Regions from separate parts of the Homo sapiens genome. Here region 2 is linked to region 1. The links are chromatin loops, found by intact Hi-C in ENCODE. Cell type or tissue: HepG2. All regions are shown on one strand. Links, peaks and the distances in the headings refer to the core of each region. The heading gives the core; the rest is flanking DNA. Region 1 has its middle 39 kb from the start of KIFC3. Region 2 overlaps KIFC3 (kinesin family member C3).

Region 1 (5,378 bases), core at 130-5,129:
CATGCCCGGCCAAGGAAAGAAACATCTCCAGGGTGGAGTATAGATGTTTTCCTTTAGGCCTTGCAAACATGTCTAAAGGTATTCAATTTAGGTATTTCCAGTATTTTCTATACCCTCAGAAGCTCCTGCCAACTGCCCAGATCTGACTCACTGAGCACCAGGGATTTTGTTTGTTTGTGTCTTATTTTGGTAGAGATGGGATCTTGCTGTGTTGCCCAGGCTAGTCTTGAACTCCTGGGCTCAAGTGATCCTCCTGTCTCAGCCTCCTAAGGTTCTGGGATTACAGGCTGACCACCCCATTTTTCTAATGATGAGTGTCTATGCAGCCAGGGCACCAGGGCATCAGAACCCAGCGCCATCAGTTCCTGGCAAGGGCCTTGAGCAAGTCACTGGACCAGCCTGTATCTCAGTTTCCTCCTTTGTGAAATGGGCCAACAGTAAGTAGTGATGAGGCAAAGCAGGTGAAGTGTGCGGTCCAAGGCCTTGTTGGCAGGAAGTACCCAATAAAGGTGGTCAGTGTTCATATTCTGACTGTCTCATGGTTGAATCTCTGTCAAGTGGTTCAGAATTAATTGAAAATCCTTTTGTCTGAAATATTTTGCCCTGATTTGCCTGTGAGATTCTTTTATACACAGTTCCTGGCACAGAGTAGGTGCTGTATGATATTTATTTATTTACATTTATATTTATATATATATTTTTTGAGACAGAATTTCACTCTTATTGCCCAGGCTAGAGTGCAATGGTGTGATCTCGGCTCACTGTAACCTCTGCCTCCTGGGTTCAAACAATTCTTATGCCTCAGCCTCCCGAGTAGCTGGGATTACAGGCTTGCACCACCATGCCTGGCTAATTTTTATATTTTTAGTAGAGACGGGGTTTCACCTTGTTGGCCAAGCTGGTCTCAAACTCCTGTCCCTCAGGCGATCTTCCTGCCCTGGCCTCCCAAAGTGCTGGGATTGCAGGCATGAGCCACTGTGCCCGGCTGCTCTATGATATTTATTTAGAGGAATTGGAACATAATTGTGTGGCCTAGTGTTGGGACCTGAACTCTCTCTGTACTGGCTGTGTGATCTCAGCCACAAAACATCTCCTAAACCTCAGTTTTTGGACCTGTTAAAATGAGAATAATGGGCTATTATTAGGATGTTATAATAAGATAATATAATAATGGGTTGTTATGGGATGAAAAGAGAAAGCAAACGACAGAGGCTTCGAGTCAATGCCCAAGTTGTTAGTCTGATTGAACAGTGTTACTGAATTACGAAATTGAATTATTGAATTATTATTGAATTATTTTTGCTGCTGTTGTTGTTCTCATTGTTGATAAAATGGTGGAGCCTGAGGCTGGCATTGGATGTGAGTTTTTGAGTGATTCCCGCTCTGCTGCACTGGACTGCATGAATTATTTACAAGTTTGTTACCCAGTTCTACTTGATGGATTGATTTCTTCACTCCATAAATATGCAGTGAATGTCCACTCCATACCGTTCCAGACACAGGGGGCTCTGACCCTGGCCCAGCAAGCACATTTCTGACCCCCTGGAGCTTGCATTCCAGGTGGGGGAGGCAGTTAGTGAACAAGATCATTTCAGACAGCGCTAAGAAGCATGAGGAGATTTTTTATTTTTTTTTTTGAGACGGAGTCTCGCTCTGTTGCCCAGGCTGGAGTGCAGTGGCACGATCTCAGCTCACGGCAACCTCCACCTCCCAGGTTCAAGCAATTCTCCTGACTCAGCCTCTCAAGTAGCTGGGACCTATTACAGGTGCACATCACCATGCCTGGCTAAGGAAGCATGAGGAGATTCAAACGCAGGGAGAAGGCAGGAGATGGCCGGTGGGGATGGTCAGGGAAGGCCTCTCCGAGGAAGTGACATTTTTAAGGCCTAAGAGTAGAAAGACAGGAGCCACCCTTGAGAAGAGGGGAGGAGGTGGGGATGGGGTGTGTGGGGGGTGGATGGGGTGTCCCAGACAGGGGGACAGCCAGAGCCAAGACCTTGAAATGGGGAGAGCCTGGCATGGTGACAGACACAAGAGACTCATGCAGCTGGAGAGCTGGAACTGAGGGCAACGCGCATTTGAGAGGCCCTTGGCAAATGCTATAAGGTCTCATGGGCGATGGGAAAGAGTTTGGGTTTCATTCTGGGTTTTGTTGTTGTTGTTTTTGTTTTTGAGACAGTCTCGCTCTGTCCCCCAGGCTGGAGTGCAGTGGCACGATCTCAGATCACTGCAACCTCCACCTCCCGGCTTCAAACAATTCTCCTGCCTCGGCCTCCCAAGCAGCTGGGTTTACAGGCACATGCCACCAGGCCTGGCTAATTTTTTGTATTTTTAATGGAGATGGGGTTTCACCATGTTGCCCAGGCTGGTCTCAAACTCCTGGCCTCAAGTGATCTACCCACCTCAACCTCCCAAGGTGCTGGGATTACAGGCGTGAGCCACTGCGCCTGGCCTGGGTTTCATTTTAATGTAATAGGGAACTTTAGGAGGGTGGCAGCTCTTCTGGGTGTTTTGTGGATCACTTCCCTACCTCCTTCAGGTCTCAGATGCCCCTTTCAGTGGGGCCTTCCTTGACCACCCTACTAGAAATTACAACTCCCTACTTCAAGAGCTGGAAAAAATTCAGCCACCCATCCCTCCATGTCCTCCTTTGAATTATTTTTTTCCACCACTGTTACGGTCCTCTATCACACTCTAAATTTCACTCTTTGATTTTCGTCTATTGTTCCGTCTCTGCTGATAACGCAAGGTCCAGCAAGGGCTAGAACAGCACTGTCCAGAGTAGGTGTGCAAATATTTGCTGAAGAAGAGACTGCAGAACGTGACAGGGTTGAAGCTATGCCTTCACAAGGTCCCTCTGGCTGCCTGGTGGAGGAGGATCGCCAGAAAGCCGGAGTGTGGACACAGGAAGCCTAGTATCTGCTGGTGAGGCTTCCAAAGACATCTGGGACAAAGGTGGGAGGTGGCCAGGTTTGACATTGTCTTGCGTGTAGAACCCATTTGACTTGGTGACAGCTGGGGTGAGGAGGGAGAGAACCTGTGCTAGGTTTATTTTAACTTTTTTTTTTTTTTTTTTGAGACAGAGTTTCGCTCTTGTTGCCCAGGCTGGAGTGCGGTGGCGAGATCTCGGCTAGCTACAACCTCTGCCTCCTGGGTTCAAGTGATTCTCCTGCCTCAGCCTCCCGAGTAGCTGGGATTACAGCCATGCGCCACCATGGCCGGCTAATTTTGTATTTTTAGTAGAGACGGGGTTTCCCCACGTTGGCCAGTCTGGTCTCGAACTCCCGACCTCAGGTGATCTGCCCACCTTGGCCTCTCAAAGTGCTGGGATTACAGGCATGAGCCACCGTGCTCAGCCTTTAACTTTTATTTTTTTACAGACAGGGTCTTGCTATGTTGCCCTGGCTAGTCTTGACTCCTGGGCTCAAGGATCCTTCCTAGTAGCTGGAATTATAGGATGAGCCACTGTGTCTGGCAAGCTAGGTTTTTGTTTGTTTTCGAGACAGAGTCTTGCTCTGTCACTCAGGCTGGAGTTCAGTGGCTCGATCTCAGCTCACTGCAACCTCCACCTCCCGGGTTCAAGCAATATTTCTGCCTCAGCCTCCTGAGCAGCTGGAATTACAGGTGCGCGCCACCACGCCTGGTTAATTTTTGTATTGTTAGTAGAGACGAGGTTTTGCTATGTTGGCCAGGCTGGTCTTGAACTGCTGACCTCAGGTGATCCGCCTACCTTGGCCTCTCAAAGTGCTGGGATTATAGGTGTGAGCCACCTTGGCTGGCTAAGCTAGGTTTTCTGACTAGAGCAACTGTGGCCATTTACTGAGACTGGGAAGGCTGGGGAGGAATGGGCCAGCGAGGGGACAATCCAATTTGAGGAGTCAGTTCCAGGAGTCTGTTAGGCAGCGGAGAGTGGAGTTGTTAATGGAAATGGATGGTGATGAAAAGGAAAGTGCTTAAAATAGTGGAGAAGCTGTCAAATTGACAAATATGAGTTGCTCAAGAATGATGGAATTTTAGATCCAGGGGGGAAAAAATCACTAAAACTTAGATTTAAGTTCAGATAAATAAACCTGACACGTTTATTACATTCAAATGTAAAGAAATGAATAATAATGTTAGCCAAAATGCCTGCATTTTCAAGTCACAGGAAGTGCTTTAGGATAAATTTCAATGAAATTTAAAATAAAATGAAGGGAACGATGATAGGTAAGGTCTCCAATTTACAGGATTTTTTTGAGGGGGTGTTTCAGTTACAGAGACATTTATAAATAATCTTTTTATTATTATTATCATTATTGAGACATGGTCTTGCTCTGTCACCGAGGCTGGAGTGCAGTGGGATGATCATGGCTCACCGTAGCCTCCACCTCCCAATCCCAAGTGATCCTCCCACTTTAGCCTCCCAAGTAGCTGGGACCACAGGTGTGCACCACCATGCCTGGAATTTTTTTTTCCTTTTTGTAGAGATGGGGTCTCCCCATGTTGCCCAGGCTAGTCTTGAACTCCTGAGCTCAAGGGATCCTCCCGCCTTGGCCTCCCCAAAGTGCTGGGATTACAAGCTTGAGTCACTGTGCCCAGCTAATCTTTATTATTTTAGGGGATGGATATCATCACCCCAAATATGGTTTCTTTTTAATTTTTTTAGAGACAGGGTCTCCCTCTGTCACTCAGGCTGAAGTGCAGTGGCTTGATCATAACTCACTGCAGCCTTGACCTCCTGGCCTCAAGTAATCCTCCCACTTCGGCCTCCCCAAGTGCTGATGTTACAGGCGTGAGCCACTGTGCCCAGCCTCAAAATAAGGGTTCTTCAACAGAATGCTATTCTCAGTTTTAGTAAGAGGCCCTGTGTATCTCCCCATTAATCCCCCACTCTGCACCTTGCTAGTCAGGCCTCCCCAGTGTTTCCCAGGGGCCATTTCATCCATGTCATCTTTCCACCGAAAGCGTAACGCAGCTACACATGGCGGTGCCTTTTTGTTGTTTGATTTCCACACACAGAGACGCCACAGATTTTTATGGGATGGGATTTGCGGTGACTGTAAGGTGCAGGAGTGGTTCAGGAAGCAAAGATGACAAGGGCAAAACCCGTGAAGAAATGGATTAAGCAAAGCTATGATCAAGCGTAACCCTGATGGTCTTAAAAGCATTTTGCTTTTTGGAAAATGGAAGCTGCAACACCATCAATTTCAGCTCGTTCTTTCCTCCCGGGGAAGTCCCAAAGCAATATTTTCCACGTAAAGATTTTCCTGTTCCTGTGAAAATGATTTGCTGACAGCTCCTGTTTCCCACTCGGGGCTGTGCTTTCCGAACACCGTCTTGTCTACGTGTGCTTGGTAATAGATATGCATGAAGCCGCACCTTTGAGAAAAATTGCTGCA
Region 2 (5,378 bases), core at 199-5,198, 60 kb after region 1:
CTGGGCCTGCCTTCCCCACTAACTGGGGACTCCTCTAGGCTAGCCCTGTATCCTCTTGCCTGCTGCATGCCCGCCTGCTCCCTTGGGTATTTGTGCACGCCCCTTTTGTACTGGCACTGAGCTGGGCACGGGGGATACCCCAGTGGACAGCAGGCTCCCACCTGGTGGAGGCTCTGCCTGGGGGAAAACGGACATTTGCTTCACACACCCACAGAAAGTGGGAAGGGCTCACTGGGATGGGCACACACATGGCCTCGAGGGCTTGTCCCTGGGCGTCTTGAGCTGAGCTCTGGGACAGAGCAGAGGAAAGTGTACTCTGAGCTGAGGCCTAGCCAGTGCAAAAGGACTTGTGGTAGGAGAGGTGTGGCTCAAGCGCCTTGGGGGGTTGCAGGGGGTCCAGGGCCCACCCTGAAGGACACGTGTCTGGCCTCAGGCAAAGGCTGAGCAGCCCCTCTTCCTTCCCTGACCTTCCCCAGTTAGGCTTTTCAGACACTTCATTTTGCAAATAAGTGTTTTTTAAAGGGCTTTGTGGGCTGGGCGTGGTAGCTCACACCTGTAATCCCAGCATTTTGGGAAGCAGAGGTGAGTGGATCGCCTGAGGTCAGGAGTTCAAGACCAGCCTGGCCAACATAGTGAAACCCCGTCTCTACTAAAAATACAAAAATTAGCTGGGTGTGGTGGCGGGCGCCTGTAATCTTAACTACTTGGGAGGCTGAGGCAGGAGAATTGCTTGAACCCGGGAGGGAAAGGTTGCAGTGAGCTGAGATCACGCCACTGCACTCCAGCCTGGGCAACAAGAGTGAAACTCTGTCTCAAAAAAAAAAAAAAAAAGAAAAGAAAATGGGCTTTGTGGAGATATAATTCACATGCCATAAAATTCTCCCCTTGAAGGTGTACAATTCGGTGGTCGGTGGTAAGTATATTAAGGTGGCAATGCACCCATCACCAGTGTCTCATTGCCAAACGTCTTCATCACTCCAACAGGCCTATTGATGGTCACTCCCCATGCTCCTTGCCCCACAGCCCCTGGCAACCTTTAATCTGCTTTCTGTTTTTATGGATTTGTCTTTTCTGAACATTTCATAGAAGTGAAATCGTAGTATCTAACCTTTTGTGACTTTAAAGAGGTTTTTGAAAACACTTTTTCCTTTAATTAACAAAATCAACTTACTTTTTAAGAAGGGAAAGTGAGGAGGAAACATCCCAGCCTTTTTAGTTATTTGAGCCCCAGCTCTCTAGCCTCTCTTAGGAGAACCCCCGAGCTTACCCCACTCCCACAAGTGACTTAGGAATTCAGAATGGTTCCTGGTCTTTGTTCTCATTTTGTCCTTGAATGTTGTTTTTCTTTTTCTTTTTTGAGATGGAGTTTCGCTCTTGTTGCCCAGGCTGGAATGCAATGGCGCAATCTCGGCTCACTGCAATCTCCACCTCCCAGGTTCAATCGATTCTCCTACTTCAGCCTCCTGAGGAGCTAGGATTACAGGCATTCACTACCATGCCTGGCTAATTGTTTGTATTTTTCAGTAGAGACGGGGTTTCACCATGTTGTTCAGGCTGGTCTCGACCTCCTGACCTCAGGTGATCCACCCGCCTCAGCCTCCCAAGGTGCTGGGATTACAGGCGTGAGCCACCGCGCCCAGCCTGTCCTTGAACCTTCTGACTGCAGCTCTTTTCTGGAAATTTCTCAGGGGATGTATCTGAAGCTCCAGGTCTCTGAGATACTCTGGAGGGCCCGACCTTGTGGAGATGTGGCCAACCACATGGGCCTGGAGCTGGGTTCAAACCCTGACTTTGGCACTACTTATTAGCTGTGTGACCTTGGGACAGTTAATTACCACTCTGCAGGTCAGTTTCCTCATCTGTGAGATGGATGTAATAATAGGGTGTGATGAGATGATCCCTAGTGAGTCATTGGTGTTGCTGTGGCCACCACCATTGTTGTTACTGGGAGAGTTTTGGATTTGGAATCCCGTGAGCAGGATTCTATTCTGGCTGTGCCATGTGCCAGCTGGGCAGCTGTAGGAAGTCACTTCCTCTCTGAGCCTTCACTTCCCAGTCTCTAAACTGGGGCTCACAAATGTCGCATTGCAGTTTGGGGGTGGATCTGTTGTAAGAATGGACAGAAAAAAGATGGTCAACTGTAATGTGTGGTGCATCGTGAGCTGTCACTCCCGTGTGCCCTGGTCTCCTGCTGGCCTCACTGTGGTTTGACTCAGACTTGGACTTTCCTGGAATTCTGAACTTTGCCTCTCTAAGCAAAGCCCGCCAGGGGGTACACTCTGCCTTGTTTTCCATGGTGCCGTGTTTCCAGCCCTATCCACCACTGGCTTCTGATCGGCTGCTTTCTCACACTGCTGTTCCTGCAAGGCTGTGTGGCCCCATGGTTAAGGGTGAGGGTTCTGCAAGGGTCAGCCAGATGCGAGTTCCGGTCCTAGGTCCACCACTTACTGGTCAGGTGACCTCAAGTAAGTTGCCTAACCAAGGCTTAACCTCTTAGGAGCTCAGTTTTTCTTCCTGTAAAATGGGGATAATAATAGTACCTACCTCAGGGGAATAGGGGATGAAAAATGGTCTTATGAAATCCCCCTGCCCTACTGGCAAAGCCAACTCAGTTAACGGGGCTCCATTATCACTGTTGGGACCTGGGCTTGTGGGAGCTCAGGAGTCTTCTCAGACCTCCTCATTGCTGTGCCAGGTGGAGGAGGTGTTTGTATTTACTGAGAGCAGTTGGGCCAATGGCCCATAGTCCTTGAGCACCCAGCTGACCCAGGCCACAGAGGCTGCTCATCTTGGTCTGGTGACCACAGGAGGCTGTGGCTGTTGGGATGACCCTCCCCAGTGTTGTTAACAACAGTCCCAGGCCATGTCCTGCTGGCCTTGAGTTCCCCTGTCCTCTTGTGAATGTCCCTAGAGCCATGGCCTCAAGGTTCCTGAAGTTCCCAATAATGTGACATGCTGCCCAGACCTCACTACACTCCTTTTTTATTTTGAGGCAGGGTCTCACTCTGTCACCCAGGCTGGAGTGCAGGGGCGTGATCACAGCTCACTGTAGCCCCTGCCTCCCGGGCTCAAGCCATCCTCCCACCTAAGCCTCCTGAATAACTAGGACCACAGGTGTCCACCACACCTGGCCCACTTTTGTATTTTCTGTCCAGACGGAGTCTTGCTATATTGCCCAGGCACGTCTCAAACTCCTGGGCTCAAGAGATCTGACTGCCTCAGCCTCCCAAAGTGCTGGGATTACAGGCATGAGCCACTGTGACCGGCACTCACGGCACTCCCTACCTGCCCCCTGCACCTCAAGAGTGAACCTTAAAAAATTGTTTTCAGGCCAGGTGTGGTGGCTCACACCTGTAATCCCAGCACTTTGGGAGGCCGAGGTGGGCAGATCTTCTGAGGTCAGGAGTTCGAGACCAGCCTGGCCAACATGGTGAAACCCCGTCTCTACTAAAAATACAAAAATTAGCCGGGCATGGTGGTGCACACCTGTAAGTCCAGCTACTAGGGAGGCTGAGGCAGGAGAATTGCTTGAACCCGGGAGGTGGAGGTTGCAGTGAGCCAAGATTGCGCCACTGCACTCCAGCCTGGGTGACAGAGCAAGACTCTATCTCAAAAAAAAAAAAAAAAAAAAAAAAATTTGTCTTCAGAGACCACAGGCTGGAAAACTAGATCTTGCCCTCAAATGTGTCTTGTTTGGCTGCTGCCTTCTTCTTTTTTTTTTTTTTAAATCATTTTAAAAATAGACGTAACATAAAATTTACCATCTTAAGCATATATATATATTTTTTTTCTTGAGAGAGAATCTTGCTCTGTCACCCAGGCTGGAGTGAAGTGGCATGATCTCGGCTCACTGCAACCTCTGCCTCCTGAGTTCAAGGAATTCTCCCACTTCAGCCTCCTGAGTAGCTGGGACTACAGGTGCACACCACCACACCTGGCTAATTTTTGTATTTTTAGTAGAGATGGGGTTTCACCATGTTGGCCAGGCTGGTCTTAAATTCCTGACCTCAGGTGATCCACCTGCTTAAGCCTCCCAAAGTGCTGGGATTATTGGCGTGAGCCACCGCGCCCGGCTGATCTGAAGCATTTTTGAGAGTAACGTTCAGCAGCAGTACATTCTCATTGTGCAACAACCATCACCATCTGATACAGTTTGGCTCTGTGTCCCCACCCAAATTTCATCTCGAATTGTAATCCCCACATGTCAAGGGAGGGACCTGGTGAGAGGTGAACGGATCATGGGGTGGTTTCCTCCATGCAGTTCTTGTGATAGTGAGTTCTCATGAGGTCTGATGGTTTAAAAGTGGCAGTTTGCCCTTCATGTGCTCACTATCTCTCTCCTGCCGCCATAGAAGACATGCTTTGTGTCTCCTCCTCCTTCTGCCAGGATTGTAAGTTTCCTGAGGCCTCCCCAGCCATGTGGAACTGTGAGTCAATTAAACCTCTTTTATTTATCTATCTATTTATTTATTTATTTATTTATTTTTATTTTTTGAGATGGAGTCTCTGTCTCCCAGGCTGGAGTACAGTGGCACAATCTCAGCTCACTGCAACTTTCGCCTCCTGGGTTCAAGTGATTCTCCTGTCTCCGGCTCCCGCATAGCTGGGACTACAGGTGTACACCACCACACCCGGCTTTTGTATTTTTAGTAGAGACAGGGTTTCACCATGTTGGCCAGGCTGGTCTCAGACTCCTGACCTCAAGTGATCCACCTGCCTCGGCCTCCCAAAGTGCTGGGATTACCGGTGTGAGTCACCATGCCTGATGAAACCTCTTTTCTTTATAAATTACCCAGTCTCAGGTATTTCTTTATAGCAGTGTGAAAACTGACTAATACACCATCCATCTCCAGAACTCTTTTCATCTTCTGCTACTGAAATTTGGGCCTCATTAAAGAGTAACTCCTCATTCGCCATCTGTCTCCGTGGGTTTGACTGCTCATGTAAGTGGAATCATCCAATATTTGTCCTTCTGTGACTGGCTTATTTCACTTAGTATAATGTCCTCAAAGTTCATCTATGTAGCATGCATCAGAATTTTCTTCCTTTTTAAGGCTGAGTAATATTGCATTGTATGGATATACCACGTTTTGTTTGTTTTGTTTTTCCATTCATCCATCCATGGGCTGCTTCCACCTTTTGGTTACTGTGAATAATGCTGCTATAAACATGAGTGTACAAGTATCTCTTTGAACCCCTCCTTTAAATTATTTTGGGTATATACCCAGAAATGGAATTGCTGGATCATATGATAGTTCAATTTTTAATTTTTTGAGGAACCATCATACTGTTTTCCATAGTGGCCGCACCATTTTACATTCCCACTAACAGTGCACACGGGTTCCAGTTTCTCCATATCCTTATCAGCACTTGTTTTT

The links. A loop is a pair of places that touch in the nucleus more often than their neighbours do. Peaks named below come from ENCODE experiments on the same cell type or tissue, not always from the same donor. Only the 100,000 strongest peaks of a DNase experiment are listed, where the experiment ranks them.
Region 2: a loop joins it to region 1, with 5 times the contacts of the local background. A loop is called at or near these places in 4 of 110 quality-filtered maps.

What each region holds. Positions count from the first base shown.
Region 1 is chr16:57,838,459-57,843,836 of GRCh38, reverse strand. It overlaps a transcript of KIFC3 not described here. Among named protein-coding and RNA genes, the nearest start is that of KIFC3, 39 kb to the right of the region's middle. In HepG2, for the core only: no CTCF peak of the experiment used is centred there; a DNase peak (open chromatin) is centred at 2,796.
Region 2 is chr16:57,778,926-57,784,303 of GRCh38, reverse strand. The region is part of intron 3 of KIFC3 (kinesin family member C3); the gene reads left to right. Among named protein-coding and RNA genes, the nearest start is that of MIR6772, 9.3 kb to the right of the region's middle. RefSeq lists an enhancer at 1-568. In HepG2, for the core only: a CTCF peak has its summit at 2,273 (motif pointing right); DNase peaks (open chromatin) are centred at 1,413 and 2,273.